5 separate regions of the Mus musculus genome follow, and all the other regions are linked to region 1. A link is a loop called in an ENCODE intact Hi-C map of the cell type or tissue named here. Cell type or tissue: left cerebral cortex. All regions are shown on one strand. Links, peaks and the distances in the headings refer to the core of each region. The heading gives the core; the rest is flanking DNA. Region 1 overlaps Rabgap1l (RAB GTPase activating protein 1-like). Region 2 overlaps Rc3h1 (RING CCCH (C3H) domains 1). Region 3 holds the start of Snord47 (small nucleolar RNA, C/D box 47). Region 4 has its middle 13 kb from the start of Gm24988. Region 5 has its middle 29 kb from the start of Gm24988.

What was found. A loop is a pair of places that touch in the nucleus more often than their neighbours do. Peaks named below come from ENCODE experiments on the same cell type or tissue, not always from the same donor. Only the 100,000 strongest peaks of a DNase experiment are listed, where the experiment ranks them.
Region 2: it touches region 1 in a loop (13-fold over the local background); 23 of 42 quality-filtered maps call a loop at or near these places.
Region 3: a loop joins it to region 1, with 2.9 times the contacts of the local background. A loop is called at or near these places in 3 of 42 quality-filtered maps.
Region 4: a loop joins it to region 1, with 6 times the contacts of the local background. A loop is called at or near these places in 24 of 42 quality-filtered maps.
Region 5: it touches region 1 in a loop (2.9-fold over the local background); 10 of 42 quality-filtered maps call a loop at or near these places.

The regions. Positions count from the first base shown.
Region 1 is chr1:160,740,373-160,746,241 of GRCm38, reverse strand. It overlaps Rabgap1l (RAB GTPase activating protein 1-like), which reads left to right. Exons shown (of 21, transcript NM_013862.5): 2 at 5,311-5,490. The coding sequence starts at 5,353. Among named protein-coding and RNA genes, the nearest start is that of Gm37083, 49 kb to the left of the region's middle. In left cerebral cortex, for the core only: CTCF peaks have their summits at 1,973, 2,547 and 2,774 (motif pointing left); DNase peaks (open chromatin) are centred at 1,965 and 2,777; H3K27ac peaks cover 421 bases.
Region 2 is chr1:160,930,723-160,936,591 of GRCm38, reverse strand. The region is part of intron 2 of Rc3h1 (RING CCCH (C3H) domains 1); the gene reads right to left. Among named protein-coding and RNA genes, the nearest start is that of Rc3h1, 27 kb to the right of the region's middle. In left cerebral cortex, for the core only: CTCF peaks have their summits at 852 (motif pointing left) and 2,264 (motif pointing right); DNase peaks (open chromatin) are centred at 806, 2,273 and 2,475.
Region 3 is chr1:161,035,411-161,041,279 of GRCm38, reverse strand. Dars2 (aspartyl-tRNA synthetase 2 (mitochondrial)) reads left to right here. Exons shown (of 17, transcript NM_172644.4): 17 at 1-679. It overlaps Gas5 (growth arrest specific 5), which reads right to left. Exons shown (of 11, transcript NR_166052.1): 2 at 5,476-5,528; 3 at 5,266-5,297; 4 at 5,036-5,072; 5 at 4,701-4,731; 6 at 4,428-4,460; 7 at 3,965-3,992; 8 at 3,733-3,775; 9 at 3,243-3,285; 10 at 3,008-3,055; 11 at 2,741-2,823. Snord47 (small nucleolar RNA, C/D box 47) reads right to left here and starts at 3,188; the gene lies at 3,124-3,188. It overlaps LOC115487644 (a small nucleolar RNA gene), which reads right to left and starts at 4,598; the gene lies at 4,539-4,598. It also overlaps LOC115487677, LOC115487645, LOC115487640, LOC115487643, LOC115487678 and LOC115487638. In left cerebral cortex, for the core only: a CTCF peak has its summit at 2,533 (motif pointing left); DNase peaks (open chromatin) are centred at 1,209, 1,681, 1,886, 4,806 and 1 more place; H3K4me3 peaks cover 1,677 bases; H3K27ac peaks cover 546 bases.
Region 4 is chr1:160,860,386-160,866,254 of GRCm38, reverse strand. No RefSeq gene overlaps it. Among named protein-coding and RNA genes, the nearest start is that of Gm24988, 13 kb to the left of the region's middle. In left cerebral cortex, for the core only: a CTCF peak has its summit at 3,019 (motif pointing right); a DNase peak (open chromatin) is centred at 3,022.
Region 5 is chr1:160,844,381-160,850,249 of GRCm38, reverse strand. No RefSeq gene overlaps it. Among named protein-coding and RNA genes, the nearest start is that of Gm24988, 29 kb to the left of the region's middle. In left cerebral cortex, for the core only: no CTCF peak of the experiment used is centred there; no DNase peak of the experiment used is centred there.

The DNA.
Region 1 (5,869 bases), core at 438-5,437:
AAAGACTTTTAAAATATGAGAATGTTTAGAAACAAAATTAGGTAAATTTAAGAAGGGGAGTAAAAATAAAAAGAGGTTTACCATTCGTTTTGGAAAAACAGCAGTAGCAATTACTGAAAGTGTAGTAGAGAGAAACATGTCGGGTTGGGGAACAAAAGGCAAAATGGTGGCCCAATAATAAAAGATATGTAAATAAAATGTTTTTAAAAAATATAAGGAAGCAAAACTGCCATTAAACATGAAAGAAAGAGCTGGGCAGTGGTAGTGTATGCCTTTAATCCCAGCACTCGGGAGGCAGAGGCAGGCAGATTTCTGAGTTCGAGGCCAGCCTGGTCTACAGAGTGAGTTCCAGGACAGCCAGGGCTACACAGAGAAACCCTGTCTTGAAAAACCAAAAAAAAAAAAAAAAAAAAAAAAAAAAAAAAAAAGGAAGAAAGAAGACAAGGAAATACCAGGGCGTGGGGTAGTGGGGAACAAGAAAGGGAAGGTGAGGTGGTGGACTGGCTTCCACTGGGCTGATGGCTGCGTGCACTTGGGGCAAGGAGAGCGTTGTTGAATTTGTGGGCTTCCGTGTTTCCTTTGTTTATCCGGGTGCTGAACTTTCTAGAGGCTTTTTTTTTTTTTTTTTTTTTGCACCTGTCTGCTTTTCCTGGACTTTGCAATTGTTCTGTCATTGCCTTAGTGAATTTCTGACACTCTCTTCTCTCTATTTGGAACAGAGTGCTTTTTCTTCCTATGGGTCTTCTCTTTCTTTTGGTCACCTGGAGGTAGTGTCTGGTCTGACACCTGCACAGAGGTCAGGGGATCACTTCTTGCAGCACGTGCAGTTTCTTGAAGAGACAAATTGCTCACATGAAGATGATTAGGTCACACTCACAGCTTTCATTATGATATCAGTAGAAGGCTGTTGGCAAAGTTGTTCAGGCTTATGGTATGTGCTACAGTTCATTTTATACATTGATGATCCTGAATTTTTACATTTTTATATATTTGTAATGGTACTGTGTATGGTCTGTTAATGTTTGTGTGCCTATGTTTTGATACATTTTAACTTTTTAATACGTTTATTTGTATGTTATGATAGTAAATGATAAAAACAGATTGTTACCCACTTATGCCTTATACATTCATGACAGGCCTAGTTTAGCTGTTTAAAATATGATAAAACACTTATATAGGGAGAAAGTTTATTTTCACAGATTTAGAGACTTCAGTACACAACTGCTATGAAAAACACGAAGCCATTGAAACAGCAATGCAAAAACAAATATTTTAAAAATTAATTAATTTGGGGGCTCTAGAGAGATGACTCAGTGATTGAGAGCACTGACTGCTCTTTCAGAGGTCCTGAGCTCAATTCCCAGCAACCACATGGTGGCTCACAACCATCTGTAATGGGATCTGCTGCCCTTTTCTGGTGTGTCTGAAGACAGCTACAGTGTACTCATATAAATAAAGTAAATAAATCTAAATTTAAAAAATTAATTTTTAATTAGCATACAAAGGCATTTTCCTTATAGCATTTTCATATGCTCATCACCTTTCGGGATGTGATCTTGATTTTTTTTTTTTCTAGGTTGCCTATATCTTAAATGAGAATGTTAGCTTTAAGAAGACAGAGACAACAGTGGTTTTACTAATGAGTATAGCGTCTGGTGTATAGTAGAGACTCATGTAAATGTGTTAAATGCATGAATGAAAATGAATACTAGAAGATGTAGTAATCCTGAGAGTCGACTATAACATGAGAAAGAATTTGGTTTAAGGTGCTGTAATGAGAGAATATATTGAGCCAAGTAAGGCATGGCATATAGGCTGGGTTCCATATGCATTATTTTTATGTATGCTCTTCCAGCAGTTTCTTCTACTTGGAGTATTTCCCCTGAAGTAGAGGTAGGGCTTGTTTTAGAGGAGGCTGACCATATCCGTTATTGCTGATGTGATGCGTGAAGCAGTGGAGGGGAAGCAAGAGTGCCATCTAGTTTCTGGTTTGACTAAGTTAGCAGAAGAGCCTTAGTTGCTAAAAAGAGAAGCATGGATGAGAAACAGGTGTGGAGAGTTCATTAGAAATTCTATTTGGTCACAGTTGACTTAAGATACCAATAAAGCTTTTCTTTGGAAATGGTAAGAAGGGATTTGGATTCCAAGTCAGGAAATTAGAGAGGAATTAGTGTTTGGATAGAAATTTGGGAGACTGAGCATAGAGACACATGGACGTTTTTTATTCAGCATGGTGAGAGGATGCCTACAGCAAGTGTGCCAGGGAAAAGAACGGCAGCATTTAGAATCAGATAGAAACACTTGACAGTGGGTTGGAGAAGCCTGACCACAGAAAGACTCTTAGGCTACATGATGCTTTGGCTGCTAAGGATAAAAAGTGCAGCTTAAAAGAGAAAAAGACATGAATTGCTAACTCAAGCTGGAGTTTCAGACACAACAATAAAGTGGTTAAAAAAAACCCCTGGAAGATAAATGGCCTTACAAAGTGATTTACTTACATAACAGCAGTAAATGACTGGTACTTAACGAGTGCAATCCTCTGTTGTTTGGATATTCCTGGGAATTTTTATTTTTAACATTGAAAAGTAATTTTTAAATGTGCAATTTGAACTTGGGTTTTTCTTTTCTTTTCTTTTCTTTTCTTTTCTTTTCTTTTCTTTTCTTTTCTTTTCTTTTCTTTTCTTTTCTTTTCTTTTCTTTTCTCTTCCTTCCTTTCTTTCCTTTCTTTCTTTCTTGACAAGATTAATGGTTTTAGTGCCACCTAATGGCAAAGTGGAACATTGCAGCCATGTTTATCTGCAGTGAAAAGTGCTGTCTTTGAAAGAACATCTCTCGGGACTTTGTTCTTGGACAGGCCATGGAGTGCAGGATCTGGTCTTCTTCAGGCCAGCCTGCCTATTCTGCCCTCCTCACATTACTCGTTTATTCACAGTGAACACTATTTGATTTAAGATTTGTTTTTTCATTTAGGTTTTTGCTCATGTATTTTCCTCTAAGAGTTCTTTTTTAAATTTAATTTTATTTGTAATTCATTTTTTACACTCCATATTCCATTCCCAGCCCCTCTCCATCCACCTTCTTGAGGGTTAGGTGCATCATCTCTGAATGAACCTGGAAGTCCTCTACTGTATGTGTGTTGGGGGCCTCATATCAGCTGGTGTATGTTGCCTGTTTGGTGGTCCAGTATTTGAAAGATCTTGGGGGTCCAGATTAATTGAGACTGCTGGTCCTCCTACAGGATCACCCTTCTCCTCAGCTTCTTTCAGCCTTCCCTAACTCAACCACAGGGGTCAGCAGCTTCTGCCCATTGGTTGGGTGCAGATATCTGCATCTGACTCTTTCAGCTGTTGGGACCTCCACTTGAGCTGGATGCCACTTTGGGCCTGTTGCTGGGCCTTCTTTTCCTCAGGCTCCTTTCCATTTCCATACCTGTAATTCTTTCAGACAGGAACAATTATGAGTCAGAGATGTGACTGTGGGATGGCAATCCCATCCCTCACTTGATGTTCTGTCTTCCTGCTAGAGGTGGGCTCTATAAGTTTCCTCTCCCTACTGTTGGGCATTTTATCAAAGGTCCCTCCCTTTGAGTCCTGGGAGTCTCTCACTTCCTAGGTCTCTGGGGGGGGGGGGGACCGTGGGGTGAGGGGGGGTGTCCCATTAACCTTCTATTTCCTGAAGTTGTCTATTTACATTCTTTCTGCTGGCCCTCAGGACTTCAGTCCTTTTTGCTCACTGGATACCAGATCAGGTATCCCCTCTCCCCAACCCTACTCCTCACTCCCCCATCCACTTTCCCTCCCAGGTCCCTCCCTCCCTCCCTACTTGTGATTGCTTTCTTCTCTCTCCCATATGGGACTGAGACATCCCCACTTAAGCACTTCAGGTTGTTGTTGTTGACCTTTTTGACTTCTGTGGACTGTATCTTGTTTTTTTTCCCCCCCCCAATATCCACTTATTACTGAGTACATACCATACATGTCCTTTTGGGTCTGGATTACCTCACTCAGAATGATATTTTCTAGTTCCATCCATTTGCCTGCAAAACTCAGGTTCATTTACACAATGGAATACTACTCAGCTATTAAGAACGAGGCCATCCTCTAAGAGTTCTTTTCTGCCACTTTACTTGAGGTTATCCCACGCTCTGCACCATTTCTCTGTCGTTTGCTGTTTTACTCTTTAAACTTTTAGATTTGGACCGATTTCACTCTCTCCCTCTTCTCCTCACTCACTGTCCCCCACTTTCTCTTTATCCTCCTTCCTCTCCCTCCTTTTCTTTTCTTCCTCACTAGTGTTTAAGCGTTGGAACAATGTCTACCTTGTCCAGCCTTCTTCAGGCATGTAGCCGAGGACTAAGATCACTGTCTGTTATGTAGTATGTAATATCTTCAGTCAGAATTAGTTGTGTGAATAAATTTATGAACTTCTAGAAATTTGAGTTTCTGTGAGACTATAGATCTAGCAAGAAAATGGAATTTCATTTAATATGATTATTGAGACCTAACTTGGTACATGAATACAAATGTATGAAATTTTACCTTTTGAGTGTTGTAAAATATTAATATCTCCAGAGAAGAAAAACACATCTTAGAGTATTAAAGTTTATATTCATTTGTCAACTTCATTAACCGCAAAATATTTTAAGTATGGTACTTGGTCTTTAGGAGATAAGTTTTTTGAAATGCTTTGGATTTAATAAAGTAATTGAATACATTTTATTGGATAGGGTTTTACTATGTGTGTGTGTGGTTTTTTTTACCTTGTTAAACTTCTGGGCTTAAAGGCTTTCCCTGTCTTAAACCTGGGAGGCTGAGAAGCTGAGATTACAGGGATCTCTTCTCCTCCCCCTCCCCTCCCTGTCCCCCTCCCCTCTCCTTCTTTTCCCTCCCTCTCCCCTCCCCTCCCCCTCCCCCTCCTACTCTCCTTTTCCCTCTCCCTTGTCCATCTCTGTCCTGTGTATGTGTGTGTGTTAATTTGTTTCTAGTCATACATTTACTTTTCTCCCTCTCTATATTGAAACAAAAACTTGTAGTATTTCTTAACAAAATAGAGAGTTGAGTCGAGGTAAATCTGTCTGGTTGAGGTACAGCTGGGTTGTGTTTTTCAGGTAACAGTATTCTGTTAGTCTGAAAGTTAAGAGCAGAGAGAGTGCATTTCTTTGAGTGGCCTAGTCCAAGAAGATAGCCTTCCACATTTGGAGATAATTTGCTTGCCGGGATTCTTTTTCATATGAACCATTTAAAAAAGATTCTTAGTTTAGTTTTAGTTTGTTTTTAATCAGGTTCTACTTTTTCTTTTGTTACTCTTTAGTTGTTCCAGGTGGATGTGGGCAGAGAGGTTTGCAGAACTGAAATGGAGGTCAGAGCTTCGTTCCAGAAGGTTAGTGGGTCATCTGATTCTGTGGCCACACTGAACAGTGAAGAATTTGTTTTGGTTTCTCAGCACACAGATGCCACTTCTATAAAGGATGATGGGAAGCCACAGCTGAAGGTATTGTTTCTTCTTTTTTCTAATATGGCACTGTTTTTCATGAATTTCTTTCTCCCTTCTAACTATTTGGAGCTCATCTGGGGATAAGCACTGAAGGATTTCTTAAAGTACTGACCTGGATAATAAAAGTCAGGGTTTGGTTGACTCTTTCAGACGACCTTGTAGTAATAAAAATACTTAATGTTTTATTAATCCAGAGGCTAATTATTTGGCTTGATTTTTAAAAAGTTTTTTTCCCTCAATTATCTTTTGGTTATTTACCTTCTGATAAATTCTTGGAGGAAGAAATAGTTGGGAAATAGAGAAAAAGTAATATGTGAATTAAACTTACTGATTAATTCTTACATAAATTTATTTGACTGTTTCTTTTTCTTCTGGG
Region 2 (5,869 bases), core at 352-5,351, 190 kb before region 1:
CAAAACAATCTGCTTTCCCTTCCCTCAACATCCCTCTTTCTGCCATTTGCTCCCTCCTGCCACCTCACTCTGGTTTATATTTCAACTTCCTAGAAGACTAAGGTTGTTCTGTCATAAATTCACATAGTGCTAGGACTAAAGGCATGTGTGCCACCAAAGCTGGCAGGAGCAAACAATAGTTAAGAAAAAAGTTGTTATGGAATTGTGGCAACAGCCAGAGGTATATAAACAAGAAACCAAATTTTAGGCTAGTCACGAGTGGAGTTAGAAAAGAGTCATGTTTCATGGAAAGGCTTTCTCTGTTCTATCTGTGGGAGTTTGATGTGCTTCTGCCCTTGGTGGCCAAGGCTCCCTGCACTATTTCTGGGCTTTCCTGTTTAGGTCACAGGACAAGTCTAGTTGAAGGTAGGAGCCACACATTTGTCATACCTGCCGCTCACTCAACTATGATTCTAAAGAACCAAAGGCTCAGCATTTTCAACTTTATGTCACAAAAAAATATTTTCTAGTTCTTAAACAGTTCCCCATTAGACTTGTGATTATCTAGTCCAGAACTTTTACATTTTGTGTTATTAATAGTAATATTGTCAATATCTTGTACATTTAATTTGCTACTTCCTATCTGGTTCAGAGTCAATGCAAAGAACTTATTCTGTTCTCATCCACTCAATATACACCCCCACCCCAACCCCATCTTCTGAAAGACTGTTAACGAATAAAAATTTAACAGCTGGGGGCTGAAGCGATGGCTTAGTAGTTAAGAGCACTGACTACTCTTCCAGAGAGAGGTCCTGAATTCCCAGCAACCACATGGTGGCTCACAACCATCCCATCAGATGGGATCTGATGCCATCTTCTGGTGTATCTGAAGACAGCTACAGTGTACTCATATAAATAAAATACATGTTTAAAAAAATTAACAGCTAATACTAAGCATGTAAACTGTGTGCAGGAGGCTAGTGCGCGCACGGGGGGGTGGGGGGCACGTTACTGCACACCCTCTTCTAGAATTTGGAGGCACTTACATATATGCTTAAAAATTTAAAGAGCCATCTCTCCAACACTGATTTATTTTATCTGTATGAGTGTTTTGCCTCCATGCATAGAAAGTGCACTATTAGCATGCCTAGTGTCCAAGGAAGCAAGACGCTGGTGTTGGATCTCTAGGAAATACAGTTGTAGAAGAGTTTTTTTTGTTTTGTTTTGTTTTTGTTTTTTGTTTGTTTTGTTTTTTGAGACAGGGTTTCTCTGTATAGCCCCGGCTGTCCTGGAACTCACTCTGTAGACCAGGCAGGCCTCGAACTCAGAAATCTGCCTGTCTCTGCCTCCCAAATGCTGGGATTAAAGGCGTGCTCCACCACGGCCCGGCTGTAGAAGGTTTTAAGTGACTTATATGAGCACTCAGAACTCTGGGTCCTCTGCAGAAGTAGCAAGTTCTCTTAGCCACCAAGCCATCTCTCCAGCCCTGTTTAACTAATAATAAAAGTGTGTATGTATATAAGAAATGTTTGAACTGGGGAGTGGTACCACACAACTTTAACCCAGCAGCTGGGAGGCAAAGGCAGTAGAATCTCTGAGTTTAAGGCCAGCCTGATCTACAGAGTGAGTTCCAGGACAGCCAAGACTATGCAGAGAAACCCTGTCTCAAAACAATACCCTACCCCATTCCCCAAAAAAGGAAAAGAGAAATGTTTTAAGATAGGCTAGGGGTAGATGCACTTAATCCTTTGACAACCCAACCCAATCTCAGAGATGGCATACAGGATGAATAGGTTAGAATCACCGATGAAATAGAATGCAGACTACTCAAACTGAGGCATGCAATTGGCAAAAGCAAAGCTAAAAACACTTGATATTGTACACAATACCAAAGCTAAGTATCTTGGATTAAACTGTATGTAATTTAAACATTTAAAGCTAAAGAACAAACAAGCATTACACACTGAAATGAATAAGTTAATTTTTTTAAAGACTTAAATTTTGTTTTTCCTTTCGTGTATGTGACTGCATGTGAGTATGCATGCCAGATGAGGGCACTGGGCCCTTTGTAGCTGGAATTACTGGTGACTGTGAAAAAGAGCTGCCTGGTGTGGGAGCTGGGAAATCAGTTCAGCAGCAAGAACTCTCCAGTCCTAATCTGTAAAACTTAATGGACTGCTTGCAAGCCTTTGCTTTTCAAGAAGCTTGTGTGTGCGTGTTGTGTGCGGTACCAAGTAGGAGAAAGGAATTTAATAATTTAAGGGGTAGGGGTTACTTTGGGCCACTAGAGGGAGCTTGAACATAGAAATAGAACAGCCAATAGACCCTCAAATTGTCATCCAAATCAGTATTTTCTAAGGAAAACCTGTGTTTTCAGAGCCAAATGTATTATTCAAATATAAAGGTAAACTCAAGATTGAGTAGTTTGAGTTACAACATTTACACCTGGGAAGATATTTTTATAAAAGGTTGAAGCCTAAGAAATGTTCTCAACCACAATGCCCTGTGGGAGGCGCTAATGAAAACACTATCAGTATGAACTTAAGACAGTTTGGAAGAAAGGATGTCATTTGTCTGTGTTTCTTGCTAAGTGCCTTCTGGAGGTGATATTGTGAGTTCCCCTGGATTCTTCCTATTTTCTGTACACATAGTAACATATCCTTGAATATCCAATCGTGTGTGCTAATTTACAGAAATTACTGGGATGCTAGACTTTGTTACTGGAATTTTTAGTTGTTTGTTTTGTTTTTGAGACAAGTTTCACTATGTAATTCTGGTTGTTCTGGAACTATGTAGACCACGCTGACCTCAAACATACAGACTCTGCCTCCCAAACTGTCATTGGCTATTAAAACTGATCTGAGGGCTGGGATGGCTCAATTGATAAGAGTATTTTCTTCATATGCACAAAGACACAGATTTAATCCTTAGCACCACATAAGCCAGGCATGGTGGCACAAACCCATAACCAAGAGGATCAGGAGTTCAAGGCCAGTTACACAGTGAGTTTGAGACCGGCTTAGGATACATAAGATCCTGTTTTAAGAAAAAAAATCTTTGCCGGGTGGTGGTGGCGCACGCCTTTAATCCCAGCACTTGGGAGGCAGAGGCAGGCGGATTTCTGAGTTCGAGGCCAACCTGGTCTACAGAGTGAGTTCCAGGACAGCCAAGGCTACACAGAAAAGTCCTGTCTCGAAAAACCAAAAAAAAAAAAAAAAAAAAAAAACTTTGTTTTTGCAATAGATTTGTGGTGATATCTGTAAATGTCTAATAACTCTCTGGTATAGACAACACAGTGAATCAGTTCTGATGTTTAGGCTATTTTTAACTTGTTGCTTTTAGAGACTGTAGTGATATTCCTCTGCAGGTGCCCCCTGTATGTATGTGTTAAAACTATCTGGTTTGATAACCTGTAAGTGCAGCCACTATAGCTACAGGGTTGTACGCATTTTCCAGAGCCTGACAGATTGCACCCTCCCTAGCACATGCAAGAGCCCTGCATGACCACATGGGACCACCATTCAGACACTGGTTTGTGGGAAGATCAAAAACAAACAAACAAAACCAAAACAAAACAAAAAAAACAGAAACAGAAACAAAAACAAACCCTGCTGTTATCTAAATCTCTATTTTCCTGATTAGCGGTAGGATTAATCATTTTTTTCCTGGTTAAAAACAAACCAAACCAACCAAACAAACAAACAAAACAAAAGCAGTTTCACAGAAGCATTTTAAATTTACAGAAAATGACAAAGACAGTTCAGAGAACTCCTACTATCCCACACCTCATTCTCATTATAACGTTCTCTTTGATATTAATATGCCAATCTGGCTATAGTAATTTAGCGCATTATAGTTAAAAACTCTGATTTTACTCAGAATGCCTTACTTTTGCCTAACAGCCTTCCCGTGTTCCAGCAGCTCATCCAGAATACTTGATTGTGTGTCACTCTTTATAAGGTTCCTTTTGGGTTTTGATGATTGGAGGTTTTAAAGACTACTGGGGATACGTGTTGTATACTGACTTTTGATGGGATCTCATTTTTCTCACAAGGAGACTGGAGTTAGATATGTTTGGCAGTAAGTCCAGAGAGAGAAAAAATACCCTTTTCATCGTAGCATGCTAAAGATTCCCTATCAATATGACTTACTTCTGGTCACATTGATCCAGTTCACCTGACTGCGAAAGCATTTGCTGGATTTCTCTAACATAAATATGTGTATTTGGTGTAGGTTATCCATCAAAACTGCTCTTCAGTCATAGAAATGAGCACACGTGGTACTTAAATGAGCAGGTGGTGAAGCCAGAGATTAAATATTTTTCAGATGATATCACTTTCAGTGATAAAGTTAAGAGATATAATCTGAGACGGCCATCGAGACGGGCCAAAGGGTGAAAGTGCTTGCCACCCACCAAGTCTGACCTGAGCACAATTTCCAGGACCCACATGGTGGAAAGAGAAAGTGATTCTTTGTCTCTGTCCTCTATGTGCTCCCCTCCCCAACAATCATTCAATAAACAAACAAAAATATAATAGTAAGAAGAGAGGTGTAATCAAAAAGAAAACACACTCAAAACAAAACAAAAAACCCACAAGAATTATTCACCACATTATCACACAGGTAAAAACCACAACTCCAGAATTTAACACAGCAGTAGTTAATTGAAAAATCACACTGGTGGTAGTGGTGGTGGTCGTGGGGGGTGTAATTTTACACTTACAGAAAACCTGAAGAGTCTCTAATTTATTCTTCCTTCTTGTATGATTAGTTTTCTTTCCTTTTTAAATTTAAAATACATGATTTAAAATTTAATTTCAGAATTCTATTGGTTATGGCTGTTCCTTAAGTCTTTATCATGCCTGAATTGTGCACATGCAGTTGGGAAAAAACTGTTGTTGTTGTTCTTCTTCTTCTTCCTCCTCCTCTTCCTCCTCTTCTTCCTTCTCCTCCTTCTTTTCTTCTTCCTCCTCTTCTTCATCCTTCTTCTTTATCATCTCTTACCATGTTTTATTTCCTGCTTCCTCCCCTTTTTTTTTCAAACACCACTGTACTTGTGAACATGCTATGCAGTCCTTATCTCTGCTTTAGATAACAGTTGTAGTTATATCAAAATGGTGGTTACATGGGCATCCACTTCCCAAATACATTAAGATGTATTTAATAACTTCTTAAGGGTTAGGGAGACAGCTCAGCAGTTAAGAGCACTTGCTGCTCTTCTGGAAGACACAAGCTCAATTCCCCTGCACCCATATCAGGTAGCTCACAACTGCCTTTAACTGTGATTTCAGGGGATCCAATACCCTCTTCTGGCTTCCAAGGGTACCTGGACACATGGGGTACACAGTTACATTTAAAAAAAATGCCCTTTTTTTTCTTCTTTCTTTTGGAGACAAGATCTCACTATTGTAACACTGCTGGCCTGAATTCAAGAAATGTCTGCCTGTCTTCTACCCAGTGCTGTTAATAAAGGCACATACCACAATATCCAGTAAAAATAAAACCTTTTAAAAGCTAAGAAAGGAAAAAAATCAGTAAGTAATGACTCCCCTCAGGTAAAACAGTGCTCTTTGCCTTTCTTTCTCTATAGACTATGCAAACTGACTCAAACTTAGAAGAAACCTGGGTTCAAAGACTGGCATAAACATAATGGGCTCTAGGACAATGACTTTAAATTTCCTAAATAAAATAAAATCAGAGGCGCAAGAAATAAAATAGAACTATGAAAACTTAAAAACTATAGCTGTATCTTTGTGTTTTCCATTTCCATTTTATCTACATAAAGTCTTTGACTTCTTTTCCTACTGTTATAATTCAGTAACATACCCATTTATTTTGCTCAAACCCTTCTAGCTCTGGCCACCGGGAGCTCTTTCAACCAGCTCTGGTA
Region 3 (5,869 bases), core at 19-5,018, 300 kb before region 1:
AAGTAACAGAATTCTATTGTGTTGTACCTTAAGCAAGCTACAAATGTCTCTTAGCTGCCCCAGCTGCTTATATAATGTGAATGACACTTGTCCTGGCTGTCTCACAGATCTCTTGTTGCCAGAATCATGAGGTTACATTTGTGGCAGATATGTGATTTGAAATACTGTAAAACAGGACTGAAATGCAGCTGTCCTAACCACTGTTCTATTGCTGTGAGGAGACACCACAACCAAAGCAACTCTTTATAAAGCATTTAGTTGGTGCTGGTTTATAGTTTTAGCTGTAAGCATGGTGGCAAACACAGACATGATATAGAAGTAGCTGAGAGTTCTACATCCTGACCTGCTGTTGCTGGAAGACTGGGCCTGGCACAGAATTATTTGCTTTCTTATGGCTTTTCAAGACAGTTTTCCTGGCATGGGCTCTTTTTTATGGTTTTTTTTTGTTTGCCTGTTTTCGAGACAGGGTTTTTCTGTGTAGCCCTGACTGTCCTGGAACTCACTCTGTAGACCAGACTGGCCTTGAACTCAAATCCGCCTGCCTCTGCCTCCTAAGTGCTGGGATTAGCATGTGCCACCACTGCCTGTGGTTCTTGTTTATGGTTTTTCAAGACAGGATTACTCTCTGTAGCCCTGAAACTTGCTTACTTAAAGGCTTTCAAAAATCAGTTTCTCTGTGTAGCCCTGCATGTCCTGAACTCTTTCCTGTAGACCAAGCTGGCCTCAAACTTCTGGGGATCTGCTGCTTCTGCCTCCCTGGTGCTGGGACTAAAGGCATGGGTTCTTGACAGTTTTAAAGCCTCCAGTCACAAACCTAATCCTTTCTAAAAAATGTCACTCTAGTAGTAAACATTCAAATGAGTTTATCAGCACCCCCTCCCACCCCTAACATCTATTCCTTCTCTGAAAGGGGAAACCACTCCCCTTAACACCCTAAGGCTTCTCTGCCCCCTATCCCCTACACACAAACTCACTGCAGGACTAGGCGATTCCTCGGAGGATGGCAAAGCAGCTGAGACCTGGAAGGACAGTTGTACACAGCTCAGTGGTTCAATCACCAGTATCATACACAATCTAAAGGCCTAATGAGGCAGTGCTAAGGGTGCTGAAGTGGAAGGAGGCAGATGACTCCCTACTTGATCAGAGGCTGGTAGATCTGAGCTAAGGGCGTGACTGTAGAGATCCAGTGAATGAAACCCTGACCTTGTGTTCTGGAAGAAGGAACCATGGGTGTCTTAAAACAGACCAGTAACTCCCAGCTGGTCCTAGTAAGCACAGACCTTTGATCCTAGGCAGATCCAAGTTTGAGACCAGCCTGATCTACATGGAAATCCCATCAAGGCAACCTGCCTCCAAGAGACCAGCCAGGCAAGATGACTGGATAGCTGGATTCCACATTGTGAAAGGAAGACTTGTGTAGGTCATCCTGACCTCTTCACATGCATTACCATACAAATGGACCACTAACAGTAAAGGTATGTGACTAGCATGTGAAAAATTTAAATCCTCACAACCCAAGAATGTGATGGAATTTAAATCCATTTCAGTAAGACTATGTGTAGAATATAAATCACCAAATGAGATGTTTAGCTATGTGTTCCAGGGTAACTGTTGAGCATTGAAACACTGCCCCCATTCCCAGGGACTAAAGCTTGTAGAGGTACAGCTCCAAATACCTACACATTTTGCCTGGAACCAGTGTTCTAAGGACCCCTGACCAGTTACCTATACTATCTACAGCCAAAGGACTAAACAAAATAGCCTCAACTTTTCCTTTGGGGCCACCACACCCAGCACGAATCCCAAACTGTACTTGTTAGATTAAGGATTGTAGTTTCCGTGGTCTCAAGAACTGAGCCCAACAGACCAGAGTGAACAGTATCAAACCTAAGAGCCAATTAGCCTCAGTGTTCCTCCTAATTTAGGAATGCTGAGTTAGGCCTGGTGGTATATATAACTGCAAAAGTCCTAGGCATGGGGACAACACTTTAACAGGACTGCAAGGTCTAGGCTTTTACCTTCCAGGTTTATACTTCAAATTTTCCCTCACACCTGTGCCCCTACAGGCCATCTCCAGACCTTTAAAGGGCTGGTATACCCACTCAGACTGCATAACTGATTAGACATTCAGGATGTAAGACTCAGCAGACACTGTCACCTGCCAAAAGTGAAAATACCACCTCCACCAGTCAGTCCAGTTCTGGTTAACGCTGTTCCTATTAATTTAAAATGTCAAACAGAATAATGGCTTGAGGCTGGTGAGATGGCTCAGTGTGTAAGAGCACACTTCTCTTTTGGTTCATCTTAGATTGTGTTGAGAAAGGAAAGAGAAAAAAAAACTATTTCCAGGCAAACTGATTTGTGACTGTACTCCCCTTTGCATACTCCATGAAATATTTAGTTTTATAAGATATAAGAAAAGTGTTCTAGGGCTGGAGAGATGTACTAACTGCTCTTCCGAAGGTCCAGAGTTCAAATCCCAGCAACCACATGGTGGCTCACAACCATTTGTAACAAGATCTGATGCCCTCTTCTGGAGTGTCTGAAGACAGCTACAGTGTACTTACATATAATAAATAAAAAAATCTTAAAAAAAAATAATGGCTTGTGCTTATAAGCACAAAAAGACAAACTATACTGACACCAATACCATCCAGTCACTGGGCAGCTAATAGATTTAAAAATGTCTAATGTGAACTCCCCACAATGTGCTCATCAGAACAAAATGCACACTTCACAGTTCATGTTATAATACACTTTAATGGTAAAATTTTAACACAATATATCTGACACCATCTTCTATTTGAGCCTCCATCCAGGCACCTGCAACAACCAACAGAAGGTAGCTGTTAAACACTTTTCTACAATTTTAACTTAAATGGTAACTGTTAAAACACAGAACATCAGATCTTTTACTATCATCAAGTAATCAGTGAGAGAGTTCAAGTTGTGTGAGATCATCATGTATTCTGGAGTAGGTTCCCGGTTAAGCATTTGCAGTTCTCACCTCAGAAACAAAGGTGCAGTCACTGCATGTCCACTTGTCACAGGAGCCCTAAGAAAACAAAGACTGACTTACTTCTCTGGCTTAGAGTAGTTAAATTTTACATGTTAGTATAGTAACCTCAGAAATAAAATGGAACGGTTTAAAGGTGATATCACTTTGTATCATTTGGCAGAATCATCACATCACTGGTTACAAGCTATATTACAATCTGTACAAAAACAAGTGACAGACTTACTTTGAAATTCAGAATGAAGGACCGGAAATTCAGAATGACCAATCTGTTTGAAAATTAAAAATAATTAGTGCAGTTACTTATCTTCATTTTATTTCACACTATTCTCTCAGTGTTCAGTTGTCTTCACTAGTCTCCATGGGCTCACATCAATTCTCTTGCCAAGAGGCCTGAGATTTATAGTTTCAATCGTCATACCCTAGGGAACTTATGTATTTTTCACAATAAAATTGTCCTACTGGGTTAAGTCAGTGGCACAGCACATGCCACCTTAGCATCAGGCTTTGGCCTCATCACTTGGGACTCTTATCTTGTATTTCCTAATACTATTCAAGGAAAACTCTTTAAAACATTACAGCCAGATACATCAGATAGGAGCGAAAGACATGATTGTTCATCAGAGTTAAGTCTGCTGAACTATGTTATCATCATGGTATCGGCTTGTTTGGAAGGGGTTGAAAGTAACTAATACATGCACATTTCAAAGACTTACCATTGTGTTTGCAGTGCCTTCACTTGAGGTGACCCATTAATACCTGTAAGAAATTACACTCCGTTTAGAAATATGTATTTGTAAAGTATATTTACTGATGTCCTTAAATACTGTTTCAGCTTAACAATCAATCTTCAATCTTATTCAGAGAGATTCCCATCTGTTTAACTTTATTGATCATCACTAACAGTACCTTAATTCATATAGTAAATACCAAACTTACAATGCTTACCTTTCTTTATTCAAACCATTATTTGTACCTGAAAAAAATTTAAGGCACCATTTAGTACTGATGGTAGCACATGCATGTTCAAAAGCTAAATGTTATGCAGTAAATACTGCAAATGACTGGAGGGAATTCAAGGCCCCCAATGGCTTCTTACCCAAGCAAGCCAGCCAAATGAACAAGCATGCAACCAGTTAACTAGAATTAAAAGAAAATACCTCTTACAAATATGCTAAACATCATTCGACTATTCTTAGTTGCCTGCCACAAGGTTCTTCAGTGTTAAAAATTGTCTACAAGTTATTTTCAGCTCAGACATTTGATCAACATCATTACAAGAACCCAGAGTGTTGTCCAAAACACACCTATCTAAACATCCGTAAGACAATGCATGCTGGAGTTTTGATGATTCAAAGTCTCTGCATGTCCCTTTGTACTGACCCAAATTCAAGTGTTTTTCAATACTTACCTTTCAAACTGTCTATCCAGCCTCAAACTCCACCTAGAAAAAAACATTAAAGAGCTTTTCAATGCAGTCAACAGATTTGAGTTTGCCCCACAATAAATGTCAAGGAAGCCCACCATCAGATAGAGCTAATAAGATCTTCAGGTAGTCAGTATTTGTTCGTCATCATGCAGGCTGTGTTCAGCTATGACCAGGATGGAACACGTGGCCAGTATTTGGCAGAGTGCAACAAAGCCAAGCCTGTTTAGCATCTACAATTCCTTTAGTTTGACTTACCATTTCATTTTCTGGTCTTCTATTCTAGCACCTACAACAAACAAATAGTTAAAGCTGCCCGGTTAGGCCCCTGACTCAGCACTTAAGATGGGGGAACCAGAGTCCACCAAATAGGGGGTAAATGCGTTAACGACCACTAGCTCCCACATATCAAAAACCAGCCTCCTCAGATACGCAGAAACAATGCCCTGACTTCAGACTTCCCACCCACTCCTCTATCTACAATTGCTCTCAGGGAACAATACATTCAATGTGTGGGTTGAGGGATCTTTAGTGCTCATTTGCCATTGGGTATTCCTTGTAATGGGACCACATGCACACACAAAATTGCTTACATTGCGCTCGCTCTGTTATCCAGCTTCCTGACGAGTCCTGGGGGGGGGGAATCTTTATGTAAAAACTGCTTACTCTGTAAGTAGCCCCCAAATCATTATTTTGTGTGCCTCAGTTATAATCATGGTGGTTTAAAGCTATCGTCACCCCAGCTGTCAAGAGTAGCAAATATGATGTCATCATTGTGGCACTGTCCTTTCAACCTAACTTCTCATTACTATTCAGTACTCACCTCGTAAGCCTTCATCCTCCTTTGCCACAGAACTGGAAATAAGAGATGTGAACAGTCAGTCCCCTTCTTCACGGAACTAAACCCTTTCCAGTAGCTGAATTAAAGCCTCAGAAAAGTGTTTTTCAGAAATCCCTTCTGTCCACTACTCTCATACCATCATGGGCTTTGTGGTCATTATGTTCTAGTCATGCCCCTCCCCCACTGAGTTACCTGGCTGTGAGATCCCACAAGATGTCCCATCACAGAGGTCCACACTGCCATTCCTAAGAAAAATGTTAATCTTTAGTAGTTCTACTTCCACAAAATGGACCTGTCTTACAAAGAACTCCGTCCACATAGGCACTGTTGAGTTGCACATATCCAGCAGTTACATATAAGTCTCTAATCCAGGTACTTCCCAAGAGCAATCGTCCTCTTTGTTAGTGACTAAGGCCTGCTGGCAATCTCTAGCAAAAGCCTTCATCCCATGGTGATCGCGAAAGAAACACCGCGTGGCTTCGCATTCCACCCCCGTTGAACCGTGCACGAGGTGACTCAGCATGCTCTGCCATCAGAATCGTTGGTATTCATCAACAAGCTCAGTTGTCCCTACCAACATAGCCTT
Region 4 (5,869 bases), core at 733-5,732, 120 kb before region 1:
GGTTTTTTTTTTTTTTATGTGTGTGTGTGTGTGTAGCCCCGGCTGTCCTGGAACTCACTCTGTAGACCAGGCTTGCCTCAAACTCAGAAATCCACCTGCCTCTGCCTCTCAAGTGCTGGGATTAAAGGTGTGCACCACCACTGCCCGGCTTCTGTATTTCTTTCAGGGAGTTATTTATGTCCTTCTTAAAGTCCTGTATCACCATCGTCAGAAGTGATTTTAGATCTGAATCTTGCTTTTCCGGTGTGATGGTGGGAGAATTGGGTTCAGATGATGCCAAGTAATCTTGGTATCTGTTGCTTATGTTCTTATGCTTGCCTCCCGCCATCTGATTATCTCTAGTCCTACCTGCCCTCGCTATATCTGACTACAGTCTGTCCTTCCTGTGAACCTGGTTGTGTCGGAGCTCCTCAGAGTTCAGCTGTCTCTGTGATCCTGTGATTCTGGGATCCTGGGTCAGAGTCAAGCTGCCTCTGGACCCCTGAGATCATTGTGGGACAAAGCTCCTCAGATTCTGTGATCCTGTGGTCCTATGATCCTGGGCATGTTAGAGCTCCTGGGAATGGAGCTTTCTCAGGGTATTGTGGGACTGGCTGTGGAGTTTTTTGTCAACTTGACACAGGCTGGAGTTATCACAGAGAAAGGAGCTTCAGTTGGGGAAGTGCCTCCACAAGATCCAGCTGCAAGGCATTTTCTCAATTAGTGATCAAGGGGGGAGGTCCCTTTGTGGGTGGTGCCATCTCTGGGCTGGTAGCCTTGGTTCTATAGGAGAGCAGGCTGAGCAAGACAGGGGAAGCAAGCCAGTAAAGAACATCCCTCCACGGCCTCTGTATCAGCTCCTGCTTCCTGACCTGCTTGAGTTCCAGTCCTGACTTCCTTGGTGATGAACAGCAGTATGGAAGTGTAAGCTGAATAAGCCCTTTCCTCCCCAACTTGCTTCTTGGTCATGATGTTTTGTCCAGGAATAGAAACCCTGACTAAGACAACTTGTTTTTTCATTATTATTATTATTCAGAGGGGTAGAGGGTTTTGCAATACAGCCCAGATTGGGTTTACAGTTAGAATCTTCCTACCACAGTCTCCCAAGGGCTGGCATCATAGGCATATGCCACCGTGGCTGGAACAGTCTACTGAATTTTGATCTGCTTAGAACTAATCCTTTCCATCTTTGCAATTGCTTGAGTATGATTCATAGCACTGTAATCATAACTTGCCTTAAATGATATAGATTTATCTTTTTACTAGGACAGACTCTGAGAGCTTCAACTGTTTCTAGTGATGGACTTTCCCAATGTTCTTTACTGTACTTGGGCTATAGGAAATATCTGTGGTAGGAATGTCAGAGCAGATAGTGACTACAAACACTACATTAATGTTCTCTAAGACATATTCCTCTGGACTCCTATACTACTTTCTGGAAAAATACTTTCAATCTTTTCAAGTGGCCTATTCAGGAAGAATCCATTTCAGAAAAGTGCATTTATGTGATTAGAAGTGCACCAGAAAGAGAGACATGCAATGGCCTACCATCTTCTTGGGCCAAGAATTCCCCGGCTCCCGACACTCAATAGTACAGATTTCAAATATATAAATCTCATATGTTTTTCCACTTCCTCTTATGAACCATTGACAGATCACCAATCTTTCATACTGCAGGCATTATCAGTTTTCAAAATAACTCTTGTTAGCTTCCTTATGAATGGCTCTGCCGATGTACATGAGATAGATATCTAGTTATTTCCTGCCTCACTCTCTGCGATTTACTCACAGTCACCTCGTACTTTTGCTTAACAAAGAAATTCTCCAAAACTCTTTTTCAGTTTTAATCATAGAAATAACTTTTTCTTCCCAATATTGACAGTATAACAAGTGGCCAGAGTGTCTGAGGAGTTTTTCCATCTGTCTGTTTGTCTGTCTGTCTGTCAGATGGCATGCATGTGCCATGGCATATATGTGGATGCCAGAGGACAACTTTATGGAGTTGGTTTTTTCCCTCCACCTTGCCAAGCTTGTGTCTCCTTTGTCTCCTACTGCACACTCCAGGCTGGCTGGCCTGAAAACTCTTTGGAAATTTAGGAAAGAATAATAGACTGTGTTCTAAAGGAAGGAAGGAAGAGCCATGACTTCGGTGTTTAGAAGCAGGGCCCTTTAGGAAGTGTTTAGAATTAGGTTGTCACCTAGAGCAGAGCCCTCAGGATAACTTTTTAAGAAGTGGGAAAGAGATCAGTAGAGGCAGTGAGATGCACAGGCTTACCTGTCTTAATTTTGTGATGTCTTATACTCGTATGTATGTATGTATGTATGTATGTATGTATGTATGTATGTATGTATGGACTGTGCTAGTGATAAAGGTTTCCCAAAATGTGATCCCTATGGCCTTACCTCCAGCACCATGAACTAAAAAGTAAACCAAATTTAACTACTGGCCTGAGAAGAGGGAACAGTCAGCATCAGAGAGGCTGAAATCAATGAGCACCAGGGCCAGGGCAGGAGGCAATCATGGAGGTCAAGGGAGGTCAAACAGAGAGACTTCAAGGTGTAGTGGCAGAAGGCTTGCCTCAGGCAGTACTGTCTACAGGGAAGGGGTATCCCTCCTCTTGGTGTTGAGGAGTTGAACTCATCACCTGAGAATAAATGTGGAGTATGACAAATTTGCTAGCTCTGAGCCTGGAGTCAGCTAGTAGATCATTTCTACAGAGACCTGTGCGCGATGAGGCTGACAGCTACAGAGACCAAAAAAGTCTGAAGGTTTAATGGCTAGTTGATGTCTACAGATGCAGGCTTGCTTGCTAGGTTTATTTCCTCCCTCCCTCCTTCCCTCCCTCAATCCCTCCCTCCCTCCCTTCCTTCCTTCCTTTTTTCCTTCCTCTTTTCCTCCCTTCCTTCCTTCATTTCTGCCTTCTCCCTGTGTGTGTGTGTGTGTGTGTGTGTGTGTGTGTGTGTGTGTGTGTTTCAGGAAGGTATGAGAATCTGCCTGGCACAGGGCTGCAGACCTATGTGTTGTCAGCAGAGGGAAGTAGACTCTAAGGTGAAAGCAGCTCTGAAGTCCAACCCTTGCTCAGAACAGGCTCAGCATCAGCATAACCCAAGGAAAGACACGAGCTTCAGACCAGACGGAACAAATGACCCCGCCCTACACCTCTGGACCACTCTGATGTTACAGGATCCAGAGAAAAACCGATCTAACCCTGATTACACTGTGTTCCTTTCCCCTTGCATTGTAATTCCTTTTCTCTTTCCTTTCCTTTCTTTACTCTTTCTTTCTTTTTGGTTTTTGAAGACAGGGTTTCTCTGTGTAGGCCCTCTGGTTGTCCTGGAACTCACTCTGTAGACCAAACTGGCCTTGGTGATTATTTTTCTTTCTGCTACACATTTAACAGCATTTGTTATTTTAATGAAAATTTAACGTTCTTATGGAGGTTTTTTTTTTTTGGTGTTTTATTTTCATTTTCTTGTTGTTTTCCCCCCTCATTCGTGTAACTTTGTTTATTTATTTTTACTTATTTGTTTCATTTTGTTTGTTTGTATTTTGTTTATTTCTTTCATTACTGAGTAATGAAAAAAATCTTTTCTTTCTTTTTGGTCACCCATATTTCATCTTTATTCCATTTTCTCTATATTTAATAGGAGTTTGACCTGACTTTATTGCTCCTCCCACCCCCCTTTTTTTTTAAGAATAGCTCTTTACTTTGTGTTCCTTCCCTTACATTTATCTAATTGCCTTACTGAACTTTTTCACTGTTGAGTTTTCTTTCTTTCTTCTTCTGCCTGTGGACATGTGTGCATGCAGGCGAAGGTCATAGCCTGAGGCTGAGGGTCTTTCCTGGATCACCACACAGCTCTATGTATGTATACAGTGGCCCACTGTCTTAGCTACTGTTCTAGTGCTGTGAAGACACTATAATCAAGACGCCCTACAGAAGAAAGCATTGAATTGGGGCTTGCTTCCTATTTTGGCAGATTGGTCCATCATCATCATGGTGGGAAAGCAGCAGGCATGATGCTAGAAAAGTAGCCGAGAGCTTTATATTCCGACCCAAAGGCAGCAGACAGACAGACAGACAGAAGGCCTGGCATACACATCTCTTCTCATAAGCCCAAACCTCCTAATCCTTTGCATTGCAAATATTTTCCAACTAGAGGCTAAGCACTCAAATATATGAGTATATGGAGACCATCTTCATTCCAACACCACATCTACACATGGCACTGGAAGGACAATGTCTTCCTTATAACAGGTCAAGTTCCAGGGAGAGATCCCAGGTCATCAGGCTTGGTGGCAAGTGTCCTCACCTGCTGAGTCATTTCATTGACCTGAGAAATATTTTTTTAAAAAAGAGTAGAGGCTGGAGAGATGGCTCAGGAGTTAAGAATACTTGTTACTCTTGCAGAGGACCTGGGTTCAGTTCCCAGTGTCCACATGGTGGCTCACAAGCACCTGTGTAACTCCAGTCCCAGGGGATCTGATGTCCTTTTCTAGCCTCTGCAGACAACAGGCATGCATAAAGGCAAAACACTCATGCACATAAAATAAAAAATAAGCCGGGCAGTGGTAGCTCATGCCTTTAATCCCAGCACTTGAGAGGCAGAGGCAGGTGGATTTCTGATTTCAAGGCCAGCCTGGTCTACAAAGTAAGTTCCAGGACAGCCAGGGCTACACAGAGAAACCCTGTCTCAGAAAAAACAAACAAACAAATAAATAAAATAAAAAACACGCAAATGACTCAAAATAAAAATAAATAGGTATGCTAACACAAGAGGTATTTAGAACCTTAGACATGACCAGAGAAGAAGCTCTCCCTGCGGTAGTCTACATGTTGAAAATACAAAACAAAGACTAGGAATAATCAGCTTGCAAGTGATAATGGGTGTTGTTTAAGGAAGTGAAAATATACCAATTAGATGCACTTCCTGCAAAACTGCAAAATCTCTTTGTGCAAACAGATGGTAACAGCAGATGATCACATGACACTGGGGCTCTTCAGAAAATATTCATCAAACTCATTTACATTTCTTTTTTTTGAGTTACAGTGTTTTATTTTTTCTTAATTTTTTTATTATTTAAATGCATTTTATACATCAAACATATTAATAATATTGAGTATTTTGAGAATCAGATAATATGTAAAAATTTTGTTCTTTTATATTTATATCCTTTCATACCCTAAAATGTCATTAATGAATATTTAATACTATCCATAACTGAAGATCCAAAACTAATGTTGAATACTAAATTGTTTCAAAACATACAAAATATTCTTTGGGAGTTAAGCATAGTAAAAGACATAACATATTAAAACTGAATCATTAAGAAATATATTCAAAAGCTCTTATATGATACCACCTGACATAGTGAGAGAGTATTTAAAATGTATTATATATCTATGTACATTGTCTAACAATCAATTTACTTAAAAAAGGTTATCAGTGTTTCTAGGAGAGAAATTACTTTATCAGTAAGTATATTTTAAAAATTTCAAAATAGCAAAAACTCTTTGAAGTTAAACATTAAGAAAATGCTAATTTCAAGTACAGTGAGAAAAATTATCAATAATATCTCCATGATATTTGTAGAACATGATTTTAATATTTTCAACTGTTGATATTCAACAAACAGAATAGTTATTTTAAGATATATTTTGAAGCTCTGTCTCCCTTTTCATTTCTGATTTTATTAATTTGGATACTGTCTCTGTGCCCTCTGGTTAGTCTGGCTAAGGGTTTATCTGTCTTGTTGATTTTCTCAAAGAACTAGCTCCTGGTTTTGTAGATTCTTTGTACAGTTCTTTTTGTTTCTACTTGGTTGATTTCAGCTCTGAGTTTGATTATTTCCTGCCGTCTACTCCTCTTGGGTGCATTTGCCTCTTTT
Region 5 (5,869 bases), core at 466-5,465, 100 kb before region 1:
AACCATGAAGGTCGAAAGGTATTGGATCCCCTGGAGCTGGAGTTACAGAGGTTGTGAGCCACCCTGTGGGTGCTGTAAATTGAACCCAAATCCTCTGGAAGAGCAACTTGTGCTCTTAACCACCAAGTTATTTCTCCAGACCCTTGTTATCATTTTTATTTCCACATTACTAATTGAATGAAATTTGTAGACTTACTTTTTTCTGTCTGTTCCTAGTTTTGGTTCAGCTAATAGCTTCCTACCACCTCAGCTTAGTTGGCGCTACACGATACAGCTAATTATTCTTCAAACACTGAGAAAGAACTGTACACATTCTTTCAGAGCATTAAATATATCATGAATCAATTGGCTTTCCTTTTCACTTTTTCACATTTTACATTTCACATTTCACATCATGTAATTCTGCAACGTCTTGTTCCAATTTGGATTCTACTACACAACAGTCATCCAAGCTTCAGCTTCAGGTGGAGAAATGACTTCGCTTTGGCAGATTTACACGCCTCTGAGCTAGACTCCACGTGTCCCCTTTCCATGGCCTCTCTGTGCTATTCTGAATGTAAGTCACCTGACAGCCTCATGTGAACAATTCCTTCGCTCTTTGACAAGATAGGTCAGTGGAAAGAGCAGAGGCAGATTTGGGGAAAGAAGAAGATAAAGATGAAAAATTGGAAGGAAGTGTGTGTGTGTGTGTGTTTGTGGTGTGTCTATGTGGTGTGTGTCTATGTGGGCTGTGTGTGTATGGTGCACGTATGTGTCTCTGTGTATATGTGGTATGCATGTGTGTGGTGTGTATGTATATGTGGTGTGCTTGTGTATGGTATTTGTGTATGTCTGTGTATATTTGTGTGGTATATGTCTCTGTGGGGTGTATGTTTGTTTGTGTGTGTGTGTATCTGTGGTGTGTGTGTGGAGTATGTATATGTCTCTGTGTGTGTTTGTTTTATGGATGTGTATGTGTGTGTGGGGTGTCTGTGTGTGTGTGTGTGTGAGGTGTATGTGTGTCATGTGTTTTCTTTTTAAGATGGAGTCTCACCCAGGCTGGCCTTAAACACATAGAGATCAGCCTATTTCTGCCCTCTGTGTGCGAGAGGATTTAAGGATTTAAGCGTGTCTACTTGTTTGGCTTTTTGAGACAAAGTTTCACTCTGAAACCCAGGCTTGCATTGAACACACAGTTCTCTTGCCTAAATTCTGGGATTAGAGATGTGTACCACCATGCCCAGCAAGATGAAGTATTGATGTCCCTGACTGTCTCGGTTGGTGAAAGTCATGGTTCCTGTCAGCTTATTCTCTTCATTTGCTGCTGTTTCTGGCTTTTAGTAACATATTCCTCCCCTTCTACTCCTTCAGGCCTTGTTTGTTAATATGCCCAGAAATCTCCCTACCCCTGGTTGCTTTTCCCAAACCATATAATCAGTATAAATCTCCGTAAAATTCTCATTCTCAAATTCTTTTCAATTCCATGGTTGCCTGTGCTATTATCTTCCATTTTTCCTTACAGTGATGTTCATCCTTCACTGCTTTCTGAAGAAGAATATATAGCATGAGGGCTGGAAAGATGACTCGGTGCTATAGGGCACTTGCAGAGGCCCTGGGTTCAATTCCCAGTGTCCACATGGTGGCGTATAGCCATCATAGCACCAATCCCCGAGGATCCAGCACCTTCTTCTGACCTCCGTGGGCACCAAGCACACACATGGTAAACAGACATTCGGACAAAACACTTATAAACACAAACTAAAATAAATTTTAAAATATTTTAAAGAACATACATAGGAAGCAATTTTTTTTTCTGTTTGGTTTTCTGAGGCAAAGTCTAACTCTGGAGCTAGGTTGGCTTGGAATTCACTATGGAGTCCACAGAGATTCAAACTCATGGTTATTGTCTCATCTCAGCCTCCTACATGCTGGGATTGCAGGAATGTGTTACCACACAGGTAATTGTTTAGCCATGTGACCATGTCTCAAAAGCTCCCAACAAACAAACAGATAAACATCACAGATGTTGCTTGTCTAAGGGAGCAGTGACCGTGGTAAAGGGAATAATGGGACAGAAAGGGTTAAGTGGGGCATGAGGTGGGAAGATGGGGTGGAAAGAGGGGGTATGAGGATGGATAAACGACACTAAAACATTTTTTAAAAAGCCACAGGGAACCCCACTCTTATAGAAGAATATATAAAAAATGGAATTACTCTCCATAGAGGGTAATGCCTCTTCCTGATGCTATAGGCTATTGAACAAAAATCCCAGTGACAAGAACACGTTTAAATTGTCGGTCAGTGAGGTCCCATAGGTCCCCAAACAATAGAGGTTATTGTCATTCTCTTTGTTATCCTCCAGAACTTGATGGTAAGACCCTGTTGCTGACGACATCATATTTTTGAATCATAGGACATGGGAAAATTAAGGTGGTATTGATCTGGAAGCATTATTCCTACTGGCTAACTTCCATAATGCTGTGCATGCAACAGAGGGAGAAAAGTCACCAAAAGACTCACCTAGTTATGAACCCTACAAGCTACATAATAGCAAGCCCTGCAGTTACGCCCATTGGTGCATCAGTGACAGGAATGTTTTGAGGGTAGCCAAGTCTTTCGATTGGAGTAAGGTCCTCATCATAAGACAGAACTCAGACTTAGGACTGTTAACGGTGCCAAGAATCAGTGACTGGGTAGCTTTCAGGCCTTAGGAGAGAATATGCTATTGTTGTCCTGCTGACTAGATGTAGTGTCGAGCTGCAACCCCACAGCTTGTTTCTATAACCATAGATTTGTGCGACTCTTACCTCTGATCAAAGACGCTTCTTGCAGAGATGATGATTAAGTCACAGACTTACAATTGCAGAAGAACACAGAGTAGGAGACTAGAGTACTCACTGTGAACCACACATCTTTATCATACCCCCTCCTCCCGAGGCTCAGGGATCCTTACAAAAGGGGGGTGGGGGGATATGGTAAGTGCTAGAAGTGGTGGAGGCTTGCTGTGGATGGATGCGACAGGGCTGTTGTACACACAACCAGCTTTGACTGCATGCACAAGACCACTCCAGCCAAACTTTCACACTGGTAGGAAAGGGGCTCATGACTTCCTACTCCAGCTGAGGAACACTTGGCAACTGACAGCTGTAGCAGGAGGGATAAGCAATTTTCTTTAGCTGTGGCGCCATGTTCCGGTGGATGGCCCTACATCCATGCACTTATAGCACTAAGCGGACTCAGTGGGTTCCAAAAGAGTCTATCAAGTTGGGAAGCAAAGGTGGGGTGTGGGGTTTAGGAGGAGTTGGTGAGGAGGGAGTGGGGAGAACTTTTTTCTTTAAAGATTTATTTATTTATGTATATGAATACACTGTAGCTGTAGAGACGGTTGTGAGCCTTCGTGTGGTTGTTGGGCTCCAGTCAACCCCTGCTCTCTCCGGCCCAGAGATTTATTTATTATTGTACATAAGTACACTATAGCTTCCTTCAGACATACCAGAAGAGGGTGTCTGGTCTCATTACAGGTGATTGTGAGCCACCATGTGGTTGTTAGGATTTGAACTCAGGACCTTCGGAAGAGCAGTCAGTGCTCTTATCTGCTGAGCCATCTCACCAGCCTTGGGAGAAGACTTGATAAAAACATATCATTATCACTATCATTGACGTCGTCGTCGCCGTCATCATAAATTTTTTTCCCCTGAGATAGGGTTTCTTTGTGTAACCCTGGCTGTCTTAGAACTCACTCTTTTGACCAGACTGGTCTCAAACTCAGAGCTCTCTCTGCTGCTGCCTCCAAAGTGCTGGAGTTATAAAGGCATGTACCACTACTGTCTGAAAATAATACAAACACATTATTTTCAAGCATAAAACTACCAATAATTTAAAAACTTTAAATGTATACAAATTTAAATGTTTGTCTGAACGTGTCTATTTGTTTATTTTAAAATGTTTTGTGCGTATATGTACACAAGTATTTGCAGGTGCCCTCACCTGTGTGCTACATGTGTGGAGGCCAAAAGCTGATGTAGAATGTCTTCCCCGATGACCCTGCACCTTAGTTTTTGAGATGGGGGTCTCTCACTGAACCCGAAGCTCGTCCCTTTGTCTACACAGCTGAACAGCAGCCTCCAGGATCTATCTGTTCCTGCCTCAATTCTCCAGCCCTGAGTTACAGATGCATGCATGCCTCAACCCGAGTCTTCAGAGAGTAGACTGGATTCAAACAGAAACATCAGGGAAGGCATACTTGGCTAGAAATAGTATTTCCTCATCTGTTGTTTCTTCATTATTTTATAATTTAATTATTGCGATTGAGAAGCCCAGAGATATTCTGGTTATTAACCTTTTGCATGTAATTTTTTTCCATGAAACTTTTTTCCACTCTAAAAGCCCTAAAAATCTTTTTAGTATCAGGTCTGAAATTCAATAATAATGTGTTATTTATTGTACGTTCTACTCATTAGGTTTTATTGGGTCTGAAAAATTGTCTTTCAGCAACCAGTAACTTATTTGCATAAGTTTTTCAGCTATTTTCTCTTTACATTTTTCCCTCCAAATTTTGCCATTAGAGTTCAACTCATCCTTGATTTTTCCTTCCTTCCTTCCTTCCTTCCTTCCTTCCTTCCTTCCTTCCTTTCTTTTTTCTTTTTCTTTCTTTTTTTTTTTTGAGATAAGGTTGCTGTCCTAGAACTCTCTATGTATTCTATGTGTCCTGCAACTCATAAAGATGTGCCTGCCTCTGCCTCCCAAGTGCTGGGATCAGAGCCATTCGATATATGTGTGTGTATATGTGTGGTTTTTTGTGTGTGTATTTATGTGTATGTTTATATGTGTGTGAGTATATGTGTGTGTTACTTTCAGGGAGGTTTCTTCAAACCTATTTTCTTTTTAAAAATTTTTATTGGTTATTTTATTTGTTTACATTTCAAATGTTATCCCCCTCCCAGTTTCCCCTCTGCAAACCCTGTATCCCATTCCCTCTCCCCCTGCCTCTATGAGGGAGACCCCCCTCTCCTGCCTCATCACCCTAGCTGGAGGTATCGAGTCTCCACAGGACCAAGGGCCCCCCTCTCATTGATGCTCAACAAGGCCATTCTCTGCTACATAAGCAACTAGAGCCATGGATCCCTTTATGTGTGCTCTTTGATTGGTGGTTTAGTCCCTGGGAGCTCTGGGGTGGCTGGTTGGTTGATACTATTGTTCCTCCTATGGGGTTGCAAACTGCTTTAGCTTCTTCAGTCCTTCCCCTAACTCCTCCATTGGGGTCCCCATACTTAGTCTGATCGTTGGCTGCGAGCATGCACATCTGTATTTGTCATTCTCTCAAGGGACAGCTATACCAGGCTCTTGTCAGCAAGCGCTTCTTGGCATCAGCAATAGTGTTTGGGTTTGGTGTCTGCAGATAAGATGGATTCCTAGGTGGGGCAGTCTCTGGATGGCCTTTCCTTCAGTCTCTGCTCTACTTTTTGTGGAAAGCTCTCTTATGCTCATGTATTGGCAGGATTAACATAGTAAAAATGGCTATCTTACCAAAAGCGATCTACAGATTCAATGCAATCACCACCAAAATTCCAACTAAATTCTTCAGAGAGATAGAAAGTACAATTCTCAAATTCATCTGGAATAACAAACAAAACAAAACAAAACAAACAAACAAACAAACAAACAAAAACCAGGGTAGTGAAAACTATTCTCAACAGTTAGAGAACATCTGGGGGAATCATCTCTGACCTCAAACTGTCTTACAGAGCAATAGTGATAAAAACAAATGAACAAACAGACAAACAAACAAACAAACCCACATGGCACTGCTAAGGTGACAGACAGGTAGATCATTGGAATAAAGTTGAAGACCCAGAATTAAACCCACACACCTATGGTCACCTGATTCTTG